4 separate regions of the Homo sapiens genome follow, and regions 1, 3 and 4 are each linked to region 2. Evidence: chromatin contacts called from ENCODE Hi-C or POLR2A ChIA-PET data. All regions are on one chromosome and are shown on one strand. The core of a region is the stretch at or near the end of the contact, and the rest is flanking DNA. Distances in the headings are between cores, read along the strand shown.

The links. A loop is a pair of places that touch in the nucleus more often than their neighbours do. ChIA-PET counts read pairs that join two places held with the same protein, here RNA polymerase II (POLR2A). Pooled maps may share reads with other maps.
Region 1: a map of CD8-positive, alpha-beta T cell shows a loop between it and region 2 (5-fold over the local background). The contact joins the enhancer-like site here to the promoter of TRIM13 in region 2. A Hi-C loop is called at or near these places in 2 of 168 maps with a recorded cell type or tissue (CD8-positive, alpha-beta T cell and naive thymus-derived CD4-positive, alpha-beta T cell) and 4 of 50 pooled maps. POLR2A ChIA-PET finds 5 or more read pairs at or near these places in 2 of 52 experiments (A673 and naive thymus-derived CD4-positive, alpha-beta T cell).
Region 3: a loop to region 2 is called in a map of sigmoid colon, with 10 times the contacts of the local background. The contact joins the promoter of RCBTB2 here to the promoter of TRIM13 in region 2. A Hi-C loop is called at or near these places in 1 of 168 maps with a recorded cell type or tissue (sigmoid colon) and 6 of 50 pooled maps. POLR2A ChIA-PET finds 5 or more read pairs at or near these places in 1 of 52 experiments (A673).
Region 4: a map of naive thymus-derived CD4-positive, alpha-beta T cell shows a loop between it and region 2 (15-fold over the local background). The contact joins the promoter of DHRS12 here to the promoter of TRIM13 in region 2. A Hi-C loop is called at or near these places in 2 of 168 maps with a recorded cell type or tissue (both naive thymus-derived CD4-positive, alpha-beta T cell) and 12 of 50 pooled maps. POLR2A ChIA-PET finds 5 or more read pairs at or near these places in 1 of 52 experiments (A673).

The regions. Positions count from the first base shown.
Region 1 is chr13:51,825,228-51,828,639 of GRCh38, reverse strand. TMEM272 (transmembrane protein 272) reads left to right here. Exons shown (of 5, transcript NM_001351003.2): 3 at 2,015-2,074. Among named protein-coding and RNA genes, the nearest start is that of TMEM272, 18 kb to the left of the region's middle. Within about 2 kb of position 1,962, at least 14 of the 41 ENCODE cell types and tissues checked have a DNase peak (open chromatin) inside an H3K27ac peak, as active enhancers do; they include CD8-positive, alpha-beta T cell, where a contact is called at or near this core.
Region 2 is chr13:49,995,071-49,998,638 of GRCh38, reverse strand. It overlaps TRIM13 (tripartite motif containing 13), which reads right to left and starts at 1,597. Exons shown (of 2, transcript NM_213590.3): 1 at 876-1,597. It overlaps DLEU2 (deleted in lymphocytic leukemia 2), which reads left to right. Exons shown (of 14, transcript NR_152566.1): 11 at 1,220-1,565. It overlaps MIR3613 (microRNA 3613), which reads left to right and starts at 2,138; the gene lies at 2,138-2,224. RefSeq lists silencers at 1,861-1,990, 2,581-2,630 and an enhancer at 2,171-2,300.
Region 3 is chr13:48,531,776-48,535,342 of GRCh38, reverse strand. It overlaps RCBTB2 (RCC1 and BTB domain containing protein 2), which reads left to right and starts at 2,263. Exons shown (of 15, transcript NM_001268.4): 1 at 2,263-2,315. It overlaps LOC124903174 (a long non-coding RNA gene), which reads right to left. Exons shown (of 2, transcript XR_007063795.1): 1 at 3,294-3,567. RefSeq lists silencers at 2,048-2,097, 2,208-2,607 and an enhancer at 2,648-2,887.
Region 4 is chr13:51,802,010-51,805,652 of GRCh38, reverse strand. It overlaps DHRS12 (dehydrogenase/reductase 12), which reads left to right and starts at 1,490. Exons shown (of 9, transcript NM_001377533.1): 1 at 1,490-1,599. It overlaps LOC107984561 (a long non-coding RNA gene), which reads right to left and starts at 1,817. Exons shown (of 2, transcript XR_007063805.1): 1 at 852-1,817. RefSeq lists enhancers at 610-739, 3,125-3,174 and a silencer at 1,290-1,929.

The sequences.
Region 1 (3,412 bases), core at 713-3,212, 1.8 Mb before region 2:
GTCAAACCAGATGCTTGGGGCCGTTAAGTTGCACGCCTTTGAAGCTGGCTCTGGTGATAGCATTATATACAACTCAGGGGTGGTCTGAGGGGAGGAGTGGAAATTGGGGCAAATCACTCTGCATGCCTGCCCCCATCAACATTTCCTGGAGGTGAAGGTCAAGGTGGGCATGGAGGGCAACTTCTCGGGTCTCTTTGAGAGAGGGGCAGCACCCTGCCCTGTGCACCCTACCCGCTGTGGGTAGCAAGATCAGAGCTGGCGTTTGGTGGTGTGCACGTGAGGCTCCCAGCCAGAGGCACTTGCAGCCTTAGAGCTCTTCTCTAGAGAAGACAGATTCCCAGATAAATCCTAGATCTTTGACAATTCAAAACCACAAAGGACCTTGCAGATTAAGCCAGGTACAGTGGGCTCTGTATAAATACAGAAAGCCCAACTCAAGCTGGCTAAAGTAATAAAGGGGATTTATTGGCTCCTATAAATGGCAAGTCCAGAAGTAGTTTAGCATCAAGGGTGGTGTGATTCCATGGGTGATGAATGTCTCTGAGGACCCAGTTTCTTTTTACCTCTTCTCTTGCCTCTCAGGGCGTTGTTCTCATTCGCAGGCTGGCTTCCCCTCATGATGGCAAGAAGGCTGCCAGCCACCCCCAGAGTAATTCAATTCCTCACCAGTGGCCAGGGAGGGAGAAACCTTGTTTCTGGAAGTTCTGTCAGCAGAGCGAGAAAGCTTTTTCCTGACTCTCAGTAAATCTCCCAATATAAGTCATGAGCCCATCCACTAATAACGTATCTGGTAAGTGGGGCTCTGCTGGTTAATTGAGGGTGAAACTTCATGCCCTTTTCTATGGCCAGGGTGGGATCAGCTTCTGCCAGAGCACATAAACGGCACAGCAGAATGGGGAGGTAGGGAGGTGGGGGTACCCGAAAATAATTAAGGTGATGACCTAGAGAGGAAGGAGTAGATGCTACAGAAGCTACCATGAGGTTCACTCAGAGATCCTCTGCTCTCAGCATGACAACAGGACTCAGCAGAAAGCACAGATGTGTGATGCTGTCAAGACTCTGACAGTGGGAACTGGGGGGCAGGCCTACCCAAGAGGCATTCAAATTCACACTTTCAAAAAAAAATGCTGGCCAAGCAAAACCTATATCTGCAGATATATCTGCCGATCTGGAGAACAGATGAGGAAACCAAGAAGCAAAGCAGGGAAGTAATTGCCTAATCACAAAAGTTGCCATACCCTGAGGTCCTTGTGCATACATCTGTCACCACCTTTTACAGAAGAGGAAAACGGCTTCCGGATGTCAACGAATTTGCCCAAAGCCACATGGCCAGTGAGTGACAGGGCCAGGATTTGGACCCAAGCCTGTGTAGCCCCCATTCCTCTGTTCTTTCCCAATGTCTAAAAGTTGGATTGGTGGCATTAACAGAAAGAAAAACCCCAAGCCAGTTCAAAGCTCTATTATACTGTGTGTCAGCAAGAAGTTTTAGGAGCCCATCTAATGTCATGGGCTGTGGAATATATAACCAAGTGAATGGAAAGGGAAGAAGATTTTGTGAAGCAAATACTTTCAGTGATAAAGTGAGTTGTCAGTGAATTTTATCCAGGGAAGAGAAGAACCATCTGCCCTGAGTACAGGCACCCAGGAAGCACAGGGTGAATCCTGCCTGGCTCAGTGGATGCCGGCAGCTTCTGGCATCCTGGCACGGGCACAGTGGCAGTTTATAAACTCCTTTTCCATAAGCTGTCAGACTTGGAGAGGTCCTGCAGGATATCTGGGCCTTGGCATCGGCAAAGTGATCACGAGAGATGTTCAGCTCTCTGAGAAGTGCAAGTCTTGGCTTGCATCCACTGTGTGGGAGCCCCAGGCGAGCTGCGACCTTCTCCTCCTGTCTGCTGACTTGCCACTGGAGAGAAAGTCAGGTTTCACAGGATGCTTAAGAAACTGCAGTGAAGAGGAAATGCAGGGGTCTGTGTGTTTCTAACCCAGTGCCTGCCCCTTCTTCTCCTTGCAGCCTGCTTCGTTGTTGTGCTCTGTGCTTTCCTGGCTCTGCCGCTGTCCATGACCTTCATAGGTAAGCTGCCTTCCGAGCTGCTGGACGCCACAGGTCAGCCAGGTTGGGGCATGGACCCAAGGCATGTAATCTTTAAACATTAAATATGTGTTTAAGAAGAACTGGCCAGCCCGATGATTCCCAGACACCTATGTGCCATCTCAGAATGACTTGGTGAAGATTTAAAAAATACACATTCCTGGGCCCCGCCCTGGGAGATATCAGTGCAGTATATCTGGGTGGGGACAGACACTCTCTTTTAGAAATCTGTCCCCAGATGATTCTGATCCCTCCAGCCCAAGTTTGGAAGTGACTGGGCTAGAGGTTTCCCAAAGTCCCTTCCCAGTTCCTATGTTCCCTTGTGGAAGCAGGTTGCAAGCAATACAAAAAATGCACCTGGCGTTAGGTGATGTATGGGCACTCTATACATTTTTTTTTTTTTTTTTTTGCTGAATGAATGAGTAAATATTTCCATAAATCACGTATATTAAACAACCTCATAATCCAGAAGTGTGAGGTCTAGCGAAGGTCAGGGGAGGGGCAGGATGGGGGAAGCTCCTTAAGTAGCTAAAAATTGTTATCACGTGTCAGTGAAATTAATCTCATGCTCCTGAACATTGCTAATGGGAGCCCTGTGTACAGGACCTAGCTACCCCTATTTACCTAGAAGCCCAGCATGGCTGGGCATGGTGGCTCACGCCTGTAATCCCAGCAGTTAGTGGGGCTGAGGCGGGCCGATTGCTTGAGCCCAGGAGTTTGAGACTAGCCTGGGCAACATAGTGAGACCTTGTCTCTACCAAAAAATGCAAGTCTTGACTTAAAAATTAGCTGGGTGTGGTTGCGTGTGCCTGTAGTCCCAGCTACTCGGGGGACTGAGGTGGGATGATCGTGCCACTATACCTCCAGCCTGGGCAACAGGACTGAGACCCTGTCTCCAAAAAAAAAAAAAAACACAAAAACAAAAAAGAAGCAGCTCAGCAGGCCCAGTGTTCTAGGTCCAAGCTCACAGCATATTGGAGCAGAAAGTAAAAGAGCATAGGAGTTGTTGCAAAACAGCAACAACGAAACACCCAGTACCCTAATTGCTTAATGGGTAGGAGCCTTCCTTTTGAGGTGATGAAAATGTTTTCGAACTAGATGGAGGTGGTAGTTGCACAACACTGTGAATCCACTAAATGCCACTGAATTATTCACTTTAGAATGGTTTCTTTTGTTATGTAAGTTTCACCCTGCCACCCCTGCTAAAGCCACAATACTAAAAATGGAAACAAAAACAGTATCCTTAGATCTGTAAGACATGAAAGCTAACAGCCTGACAGGAAATAAAAAAGAAGATAAGATTTTAAGGTTTGCAGAGAA
Region 2 (3,568 bases), core at 348-2,847:
GAACTCTTTTACCCTTTCTAGCTGCCTAAAAGTAATTTCTCAACTCCTGTGTGATGTGTGAGAATTCCATAAACTACGAAACTATACAAACATAAATAAGGTTTAATTACATATGGCAAACTCTACACATTTAAGGTGTTATTTTGGAGCATCAGTGTATCAAGCAAGAAAAGGTTCTAAACTTGAACTGTGATTTCAAGGCAAGGCAAAACAAATATTACATAAGGTATCAGGTACAAAGCAGTGTCATGAAAATGAGCATATCTGAACAAAAGCTGTGACAGAATTAAGGCCAGATAACCTATCATAAATGTATAGAATGAACAGAACAGCCCGGTTTTAGGAAAGGACTTCCCAGGGAGGTTTAGTAAGCCAGCTGGGAGAAAGGAAAAAAAACGTATTTTTAGGGAGGGATAGGGACGCTCCCATTGTGCAAGAAGGAAGTATAGCCGGTTAACAGCTCCATCAAGTTCTACTAGAAGGAGTGCCTATGTAAATGAAATTCTGCTTTTAAAGTGCCTATTATATAAAGGTCTCTAGAAAACTCAAGCCCTGTTCTACAAGCCCTAGCAGCCTGACAATTCACTAAGCATAGGAGAAGGGAAAAAAAAGTAGGAAAAAAGTGTGGAAGCCCCTTTCTTCCTTTGTAATATGAATGTTTGGCTATATTTAAGATAAATACCACATAAATAATTGCTAAACGTGAATTCTGTTTTTCTAAGTTTTAACAAAATATGCAAAGAACAAAGACCACCAATGAAAGTGGATGGGAACATACGTATTCTACACACAGTTCCATTTTGGAAGGTTCTAGGGCCTATTGAAATTGGGTGTTTAAAAAAAAAAGATAACACAGGAAAATTATTGTAGTTTACCTCTGTCTCCTACAAGCTGATGTATTTGGCAGGGTTACTATTTCCCAGGGCAAAGCAGGTCTTTTTTTTCACGTTTTGACTAACGAACTAGAGGCTACTGCAAAGAAAGAAGAAAAAGAACAGTATTAACGCATTTATTTGCACAGCACCCCAATCTTGACCCTCAATTTTTTCAATCGCCCCCACAAATAAAGCCCGGCTGTTTAGACCTGGTGAACCGCCAGGAGCCTGGAGCTCTTTGTATTAAGCAGCTTCTCGGTTAGGGCGCCCTCCCCCGGCGCCATGCAACCAAACGCTGGCGGCGCGCTGTAACCTAAGGCCCACACCCGTCTTTTCTTTTCTAGGGGATGTGGAGACGCTGGTAGCGGGGCCAGGAAGGCTCCGGACGGAGCAGGTTTTCTGGACCACAGACACACTGCCCCGGCGCCCTCCGCAGGCCGCTCCTCCCCAGGCCCATGACAGTGCCCCGCTGGTTTCTGCCGCGCTGCCGGACTGGAGCTCAGACGGCCTTCGCCAGCCCCCCCAACCCACGCAGATCCCTGCTGACCTGGGCAACTCCCCACCCTCGCTGAAGGTTCGAGGACCACCCCGCTTTCCCGAGAGGAGCCGGGCGGCGGGTACTTATCTCCGACCTCCGGCTAGTGGGAAAGGCCGCGCGACCGCCCGTCCTCCAACTACAGGGACCGCACGGTACGCGCCAAGCACAGCCCCAAAATGGACTCGCGGCTCCGGCTAGCTCCGCCCCCTTCCCTCTCCCGCTTCCCCTTCCCCTCCCGTCCCTTCCCCCTCCCCTCCCGTCCCTTCCCCCTCCCCTCCCGTCCCTTCCCCCCTCCCCCTCCCTTTCCCCTCCCCCTCCCCCTCCCTTTCCCCTCCCCCTCCCCCTCCCTTCCCCGTCGCCCGCCTCCGCCTGCACCTCCGGCCCCGCCTCCCCGTCCCGCTTCGCCTGTGTCCCGCCTCCCCGGCCGCGCCTCGCCTTGGCGGAGGGAGCCGGGTGGTGAGACCGCGTTCCTTCCGGCGTCTCCAACCGCCGCCTGCTCCCGCCGTCCACCCGCGCGGGCCGCCTGGGACGGGGAGGGCCGGGCTGCGGGCTTTTCTCCCTTCCAGAGTCCTGCGCCCGCCCAAAGCCCCCCCGCAGAGGCTGGGCAGCGGCTCCGGGAAGTGGACGCCGTTTGCCCAGACGGTGGGCTCGACTGAAGCGGCGCGGTCCCGGGTGGGGCCGCCCGGGAAGAAAGTCTCCCAGTTAAGCTGCCGTGCAATTAAGATGGTTGGGTTTGGATTGTTGTACTTTTTTTTTTGTTCGTTGCATTTTTAGGAACAAAAAAAAAAGCCCAACCCTTCACACCACTTCATCCGCATCTCAAGACCAGAAGCCGACCCCAGCGGCTTGGGGAAATGGAGCCCCGCACCCCACAAGGGGGAGGGTGGGACGGGCACCTCCGCACTGCGCGGCCTGCGGAGTCACCGATTCGCGTTGGGAGCGCGCCAGGAGCGCCAGGGCTCTAGCCGGGGGCTCCGGGCAAGGCGCAACCAGAAAAGGGTTCAGTATCCCCCATCACCCCCACCCCCAACCGTACCCTCTTTCTTTGCGGGCTTTAGGCAGGACACCAGAGACCCAATTCTATTTAAAATTCTCTTTTAAGAAAAGGAACGCCTGTTTTTGCCTTTGGGGGAAAGGATGAACTTTCAAATTGGCTTTAAATTATCCACCACTAACAGTTACTCAGTCGATAACCTGACTATTCTGACGTCCACCTCCCGTTTGAGGACCTTGCCCAATAGCAAACGTACTAAGCACTTAACCAGTGAACGGTGTGAAGGATGCAAACATGGATGATGAAGGAATGGCTCCTCCAGAATTTACGATCTTGGGAGAAGTGAGGCGAGTATAGAATCTCAGAACACGCTGTAGGATTGAGTTCGATCCCAGTTGAGGAAGTTTGGGTTTGGGGAGGAAATAGGTTATTTTGGAGAAACGGTATTCAAAACCTACCATAAATAGCAGTACAGCCCGTTGACTAATAATGCTTAGCCCAACCCCCGTAAAAAGCCCCTGGCCACATCCGTCTCCTGAGATTCCCACTTCTCTGTGTGCATCTCCCTTCCTGCTATAAGAAACCTAACTTTGCCTTCGTAGAACACTTCTTTTAATTTCTGTCATTCAGTCTCATAACACTGTGTAAAAGAAATTATGATCTTCATCCTATATAGATGAGAAAACAGGTGAAGTGACTTTTCCAAGGTACAAAAGCAAGAGGCAGAGCTGAGGCTAAAGGCAGCTTCCAGATATGGGCTCTTTCTACAGCACCATAACTGTCAGTGACAAAACTGCACCCCAGTACCTTACTAAATTTAGTGTTTTTAGGCCAGGCACGGTGGCTCACGCCTGTAATCCCAGCACTTTGGGAGGTCGAGGCGGGCAGATCACCTGAGGTCAGGAGTTCCAGACCGGACTGACCAACATGGTGAAACCTGGTCTCTACTAAAAATACAAAAATTAGCCGGTCATGGTGCCGTATGCCTGTAGTCCCAGCTACTTGAGAGGCTGAGGCAGGAGAATAGCTTGAACCCGGGAGATGGAGGTTGCAGTGAGCCGAGATCCTACCACTGCACTCCAGCCTGGGCAACAGAGCAAGACTCCGTCTCAATAACTAAATTAATTAATTAATTTAGTGTTTCTAAAAAAACAAAGTGAT
Region 3 (3,567 bases), core at 1,014-3,513, 1.5 Mb after region 2:
TGGAGGTTGCAGTGAGCTGAGATTGCGCCACTGCACTCCAACCTGGGCAACAGAGCAAGATTCTATCTCAAAAAAAAAAAAAAAAAAGAGGATGAATAGGAGGAGGGGATGAGGATACAGTTAGTATAAGTGACTCTTTTAAGACATTTTGGAAGAGACCAGAGAACACATTGGTAGCTGATAGGGGACATATAATCAAGGAACTTTTTAAAAGATAGGCAAATGTTGCGCAATGTTAATATGCTTATGGGAATGATCCAAAAATTAATGATACAAAAATTAATAATGTAGGATTGAGAGGTGACAACTACCTGAGTGAAAACCTTGAGACTGTAAGGAAGACAGGATCTAATACAAAGGTGGAAGAGTTGAACTTAAATAAGAGCATGCACAGCTCATTCCCAGTAATGGGAAGGAATAGAGTGCACAGGTACAGATGTAGGTAAACTTGGGAGATGTGGTGATGGGAACTTTAACTCCTGAAATACTAACCTATACTCTCTCAGAGTCTAAATTTTTAGTCTACTGAATTCAGCAATACAGTGAAGTTTAGTAGACCAAATTATCCAAAAGTGTTGAAGGAAACTTATATGTGATGGAGACATTTTTACTTCTTACTTTTAATTTTGACCGCCCTGGGAAAAACTGTTGGACCCATATAAAATTAAAATCTTTAGTGAAACACATTCTTTTATAGGTATATTTTAAAGTTTTAACTTCTGAGATAATATCACAGTTTTCAAAACACTAAGACATGTTTTTATTGTTAGCTAATTGTCAGGCTTCAGCTGAAGCACACCGTAAGGCCTGCATGAACTTCAGCTGTCCATAATGCGTAAAAGACCAAGTGCGCAAGGCAAACAGATCTTGCCATGGTTGCTGATGAAAGAAACTTAATCTCTTGGGGCCTGAGTTGCCTTATCTGTAAAGTAAGGATAATCCTTGCCTTACAGGATTATTGTGAGCTCCAAATAAGATAAACCTCTTGGCACACAATAGGTGCTTAAAAAAAAAATGCCAGCTATCATCACTGAAGTGAGCTTTTTCTGAGAGCAAACCTGTTTAACTCATAAATTTCTTTCATTGATAAGATGTAACCAGTGGAGAAACTTGGGGCAGGCACACGATGCCTCTCTGCACTATCGCTGCAACTTCCTGTTAATGTATACTTACTTTTTCTTCCATTTAGAGCTCTACAAGAAATACCTGTGTACCATTTTGCGTGCCTCCTTCTGAGGCTCAGTGGGCTATGCTCAGAGAATAGAGATAAATGTCTGCCCTATGTAGCAGAAAGGCAGTTATACATTTTAGAATGATGTTTTTCCGAAGAAATGACAAAAGCCAGACGAAACAGACTGACACGGTCACTGTGGTTTGGAATGTTAGTTTTTCTCTTTGGCTTTACTACTTTTGGCTCTACACTGTAGAGGAACCAGTGTCCTCATGAAACAGCCAGTATAAAAGCAAGTAGCTTACTTCACAGGAATAGCTAATAACATTTAATTGTTGAGCATTTAACCAAAACCCACTCAGGTCAATTTAAGTGTAGTGCAGTGGAAGAAATTATTGCACACTGCAAAGTTGTGGTGCATTTTACTTAAATCTACAAAGGCCAACAGAAGTGCAGTGTAATATAATAAATTACTGCAAAATATAATCATAAGGGGAGAAGGTGGCTGTTTTCGAAGCCCTTGGCCCCAAGGTAACTGAGGTCATCCCCCTGAACCCCCCAGCACACATCCTCATTATTTCAGCATTTGTACTACAGGGGGCTACAAGACTTCCGCCCCACAGCAATGGGGTGAAAACGTGAAGTGATCGGAGCCCCCAGATAGAGGGGCCAGCAATAGAAGAAAAGCTGGGGCAGGCTGGAGGAGAGGGGCTGTGGAAAAGGTTGCTCTCAGCATCATACACGCCTTATCCTTCTAGGTCGGGTATCCACAAATTCCCAAAATTTGCGAGAACATAACCCTGGAGAAGGTGGGGGTGACCCACGGAGGAACTCCCTGGAAAAGCGGAGGCGGCCCCAATGGGAGACTCCCGGGGGTCAACTCCGAGGGGAGGGGGCGTCTGCGAGAAAGGGGAGGGGCGGCGGTGGGCAGCCTAGGGAGGAGAGGAGGGGCGAGACGCCGTCGCCAGCCCCCTCCTCTTGTCTGCGCTCCCTTCGTTTCCGTCTCGGCCGGGCACCCGAGCGCATCCCGCCGAGGCCGGGCCGTTTCAGGGGGAGGCGCCAACTCATCGCGGCGCCGGGCCCCTGACCGTGCAGTAACCGCTACCCAGGAGGCGGAGCGGACAAGGCTCCGGCCTGCGAGGAGGTAAGAGGGTGGAGGAGTGGTGTGGGAGGCCGAGGGGGATCGCGGCCGTGACGTGGGATGCTGTCAGGTACCACTGGGGCAGGCCACCCCTCCCCGCCCCTGCGGCCCGACCTCCCCGCCAGAGACAGCTGAGGGGCCCAGGGGACTAGAGCCGCGACCGTGCCACAGGCCTAGGCGTCGTCGCGCATGCGTAAAACTGCTGGCGGGAGTTAAGAGCTAGGTTCCGGGGCTACACCCAGCCCAGGCCGCAGGCAGAGGCGGCCCTGCGCATGCGCAATTCCGCTGGCGTGGGCCCGGTGCGCTGCTCGCGACTACATCCTGCCCAGGCCGCCGGCCCAGGCTGCGCTGCGCATGCGCGAGTCCTCTGGTAGGGGTCGCGTTTGGCGTCGTTCCAGGGTGATCATCTGCTCGGAGGCCGCTCTCATCCTAAGCTCCCACGTCTGGTGTGGCTGGGGGGGCGTCACAGGTCCCGAGGGAGCGTCCTGCCTGAAGTTTCTCCCTCCTAACCCACTCGCTGCACTGCATATGTTGCCGATGTTTTCATTTCTGTGGCCTCGACCCCTAGGCTCCCGTCCCATAAATCTAGTACCCCAGGTCCCGGGCACCGGCCCGGCTCACTAACTCAGTGGCAGTATATGCTTTCGACATTTGGTCCTGATGTCCAGGAATAGCGCGAAAAGTTTGACTTTGTTAGGCGAAGCCGTTTTGGAACTGCGGAGGGATGGGAAGAAATCGCCGAGCGTCTTAAGCCGCAACATAGTGCTCTGCTCAGCCCTGGAAATAGAGGTTTTCAGACATTGAAAACTTTCCAAGTGCTCCGTCTTGGCGGAGAAAGAACTGAGTTGGAAGGCTAATTTAGAATGAACTTTTTGCTTTTGTTCTTTGCAAAAATTACATAAAATGTTGCAACAGTTCGAGACCAGGACTATAACAAAACGCATTTCATGGAGCTACTTTGTACCGCGCTTGGCGACTTACCTTGTCAGAGCTGAATAAAAGTGGTTGAGTTCACAAACAGTGCTCTGGATCGTTGCTCTTTCCCCCAGACACTGTTTAACGTTTATTGAGCCTCCTGGCTTTGCACCTTCCTAGTATTGCGTTCCTGCTGGGTTTTACACCTTACTAGACAGTGGGTCTTAGTTAAGTCAGTTTCGTGACTCCTGGGGCTACTGTGAAGAGTTTCTAACAATGTCATTACTCTGTGCTTTGTAATCTTATATGATGTGCTGATACAGATATTTGGGGGCTGGAA
Region 4 (3,643 bases), core at 241-2,740, 1.8 Mb before region 2:
ATCACTTTGTATGAAACTAAGCTCTTTATAATGAATGCCTTTAATCACAACCACCCCACGAGGTGCGCATATTCATTCCCATTTTACATATTAAGAAACCAAGACTGAGGGTGTATGCAGCATGCTCAGGTTCACCTGGCTAATGCAGAGAGCTGGGTTTGCAGCCACACTTTTACTTCAAGGGGCTGCTGACACCCTCCAAGAGACTTGGTGGTTCAAAACTATTTCTCATCCCCTCTCTGCGAGCCAAAAGCCTATTTCCTGAGGTGTTCAGAGAGATTCAGAGCAGATTGACACCTTTTCCATCACTGACACAAAGAGGAGGGTATAAAAAACAGTATGTAGCCCTGGGGATCTAAAATATTTTCCCAGCCAAATCGGACAGGCATTGAAAGTCACACAGGCTGGGGTGGTTTTACAAAATGCCACTTGTTTAAATTTCCTTTCATCACTCTGTCAGGAATAACAGCAACGTAGTGGAGCCTCAGAGTCCTGTTGAGAGGGGCGAGCTGTTCCGGGGAAATTTATTTCAAAAGTTATTCTGAAGTAAAAACTTGCCCACTGTGGAGTGAGGTTGGACAGTGATCCTATATCCTAGGTAATGAGGCTATTAAAGCAGCTGGTCTCTTCAGCTTATGTAAGTGGGGCCCAGTCTCTGGGCGACTTGGGTAAACCGGTATAGAATTTAACAGGGTGACTAGGAGTGACAGCAGCAGTAAGACCCCCATTTCTAATGTGGCGTTAGGGCTGGAGGTTAGATGTGGACAGGGGTGTCTGAGTCCTACATAATGGGGCTGGATGACTAGTCTGAGATCTGGGTTCACGCAGCAACCACACTCTTTTTTACTCACACTGTTCATCTGGGCTTGGGTGGAAAGAGGCTGATGAGGATTTGGGGGAAATCAAGGGGCTCTCCCTGGCATTGCATGAAGTCGCAGAACCAGTGGCAAAAGTCCAACTTTGGAGACAATTACTTCTCGGGTGGGAGCCCCAGCCCTGCCTCTTGCCTGCGATGTCGCCAATCTGACTGCGCTTGCTGGAGACGGGAAATGTGGCACGGCACTGCATCCCCCAACACGTGTAGAAACTTAGAGAATGCCAGTTATTAAAATAACCCTTATGATAACACCAATTCGATGCAGAAGTCTTTTAAATATCATAAGCCTCGTCGTTTTATTCCACATGGTTTTCTAGGTAACCAAATTCTAGGAGGTGCGTTGCAGGGCCATCTTCGCATCCCGGCCATGCCCAGCAGGACGGTGTTCTCTAAACGGCGCTGATGCCCGATTTCGACCCCGAGGAGACTGCGGACCTCGACTGCGGCCCCCACCAGGGCCGGTCCGCCCTCACTCCACCCTCTGAGGCTGGGGCGGAGTCGACCGGCCGGCCCCGAGACCCCTTGCCTTACCGGTGGAGCAAGGAACCGGAAGCCGCGGCTCTTACATAACCGGGATGATGTCAGGGCGGGCGACTCCCGGGGGGCGGGACCAGGGCGGAGGCCGCGCCGGGAGCGCGGTGGGGCTAGGCGTGGGGCGCTCCCGGCATGTCCCTGTACCGCAGCGTCGTGTGGTTCGCCAAGGGGCTGCGCGAGTACACCAAGTAAGGCGGCGCGGCGGGGCGCGGGGCCCCGGGCTGTCACGTGGCCCGCCTCGGCGCGGGCGAGCAGGGTTGGCGGGGACGCGCCCGCGGCTCCTTCGCCCTCTCGCTGGGCCGACTAAGCGTGTCCAGAACGACGGGTGCGCCCGCCGTCTAGCGACCCACGGCTGGGCGTGGGGCAGTCGCCAGACTCCAGCCGCTCAATGCCCGCGACCGAGACTGGCGCCCGAGGGGCGGGGCTGTGGCGCGCCCAAGCCCAGGGCCGTCCCACTGACGTCAGGCGGCCCCGGCGCCAAGGAGCCTCTTGGGCGGCACCTCGGCGCCCCGCTGGGTGTGCTCGTGGAAGTGTCTTCGTGGTGCTGCTGGCGGCGTCAGATAGGGCTGGATCTAAATCGCTAGCTAAGGCTCTGTCCTAGTGCCTTTGGGTGTGTTTCCTTTAAAAAGATGCAGCACCTGGACTGCGACCTTTGGCTCCAGCTGGAACTTTCCAGCCAGTGTGTGCTTCTGGGGAACGGTGCGTGGTGGTTTCGTCGCCCCGTGACCACGCTCAGTGTGCCCTAGTTGGCTCTCCACCTCATTGTGGTTTTAAGAGGTGACAGGTTCCTGTGACGGAGGAGAGATGGAGGTTTTCTCTTAGAATTGATTAGGCTAACCGCTGGTTCTCAACCCTGTCTGCACATCAGAATCACTGGGCGAGAATTAAAAGTACCCAGTTTTCAGGCCCCATCCCTACAGATTCTGATTTAGTGGATCTGCACAGGGGCCTGGACTGGCATTTCATCCAAATGCCCCAGGTGATTCTCACCTCTGAGAGGCTTCTCCCTGCACTGGGGCTTTATCAGTTCCCACGGCAACCTGGCCAGCACTCCTAGGGGAGGTAGGAGTTGCAACTCCCTGCTCTTCACCCCACATCGTTTTGGAGAAGGTTCAGCTCTGTCTCAGGAGCCCCTGCTGCAGAGAATGGTGGGGAGTGTAGTCGTGAGCCCTGTCCCACAGTTTTTAGGGGAATACAGTGGCAGCCTCTTTCTTTCAAAGGGGTGTCCTCTGGCAATGACCATTAATTGCTGGATCTTTCCACATTACACAGCATGAAAGCTTAAGTCAGTTTCCAACCAGGGGTGGGCCCCAAGGAAAGCAGACTGTAAAAATTTCTCCCAGGACTCTTTCGCTCTGATTTCCCCACCTTGAGGGAAGGTAGAAGTGAGGCCAAGGGGCCCAATCCACCACAGATTGGTGGGGGAAGGGAGGGGAGGGGAAGGCAGTTGGCAAAGTTAGATGGGTTTTCCTGCTGTTGTGGATTTAGTGAATAGGAGAGAAAAACAACAACCTTGTTTTGACTTCAGTGTGAGAGCGCGGAGTTAGAGTTTACAACGTTTCTCTTGGCACAAGGATTTTTATAAAGCCTCCCTATATTGGGCTCCTAAGGCAGGAGGATCTAATCACTGTTTCCTAAACTTTGCTGAACCTAATAATTCCCTGGGGCAGTTTTAAACAGACTCCTAAACCCTGGGCAAGTGTGGATGGGTCCTAAGCAAATTTCATATTTGGGTAAATTGAGGGTGTGGGGAGACACAGATACCTGCCAGCTTCCTCCTCCCCATCCCTGTCACCTCAGCTTCAGGAAACAGTAAGTACAAATGTCCTCTCAGCTTGAGTCAAAATCACTGGCAAGGCACATGAAACCACAGGTTGCCAAGCAATCACTTCTGAGTCAGTAGGCAGGGCATTTCCAACAGGTTTCCAGATGATGCTGATGCAGCTTGTCTGGGGACTGCCCTTTGGCACCGAGGCTGGGTGTTGAAGAAGATCACCTACCTTCTGGTGACCTTGGGAAAGTCGTGTGTGTGTGTGTGTGTGTGTGTGTGTGTGTGTGTGTGTGTGTGTGTGAAAAATAGAGACTGATATCTAGAGACTGATTTCTAGAGTGAAAATAAAATGCTTCCCCAATAAGGGGCAGAGTACATAAAAGACAAGTCTTATTAACAACAGATCGGACCAGGATGGAATTCTTGTATGGAAGGCAAGATCCAAGGCAGAGGACAGAGGG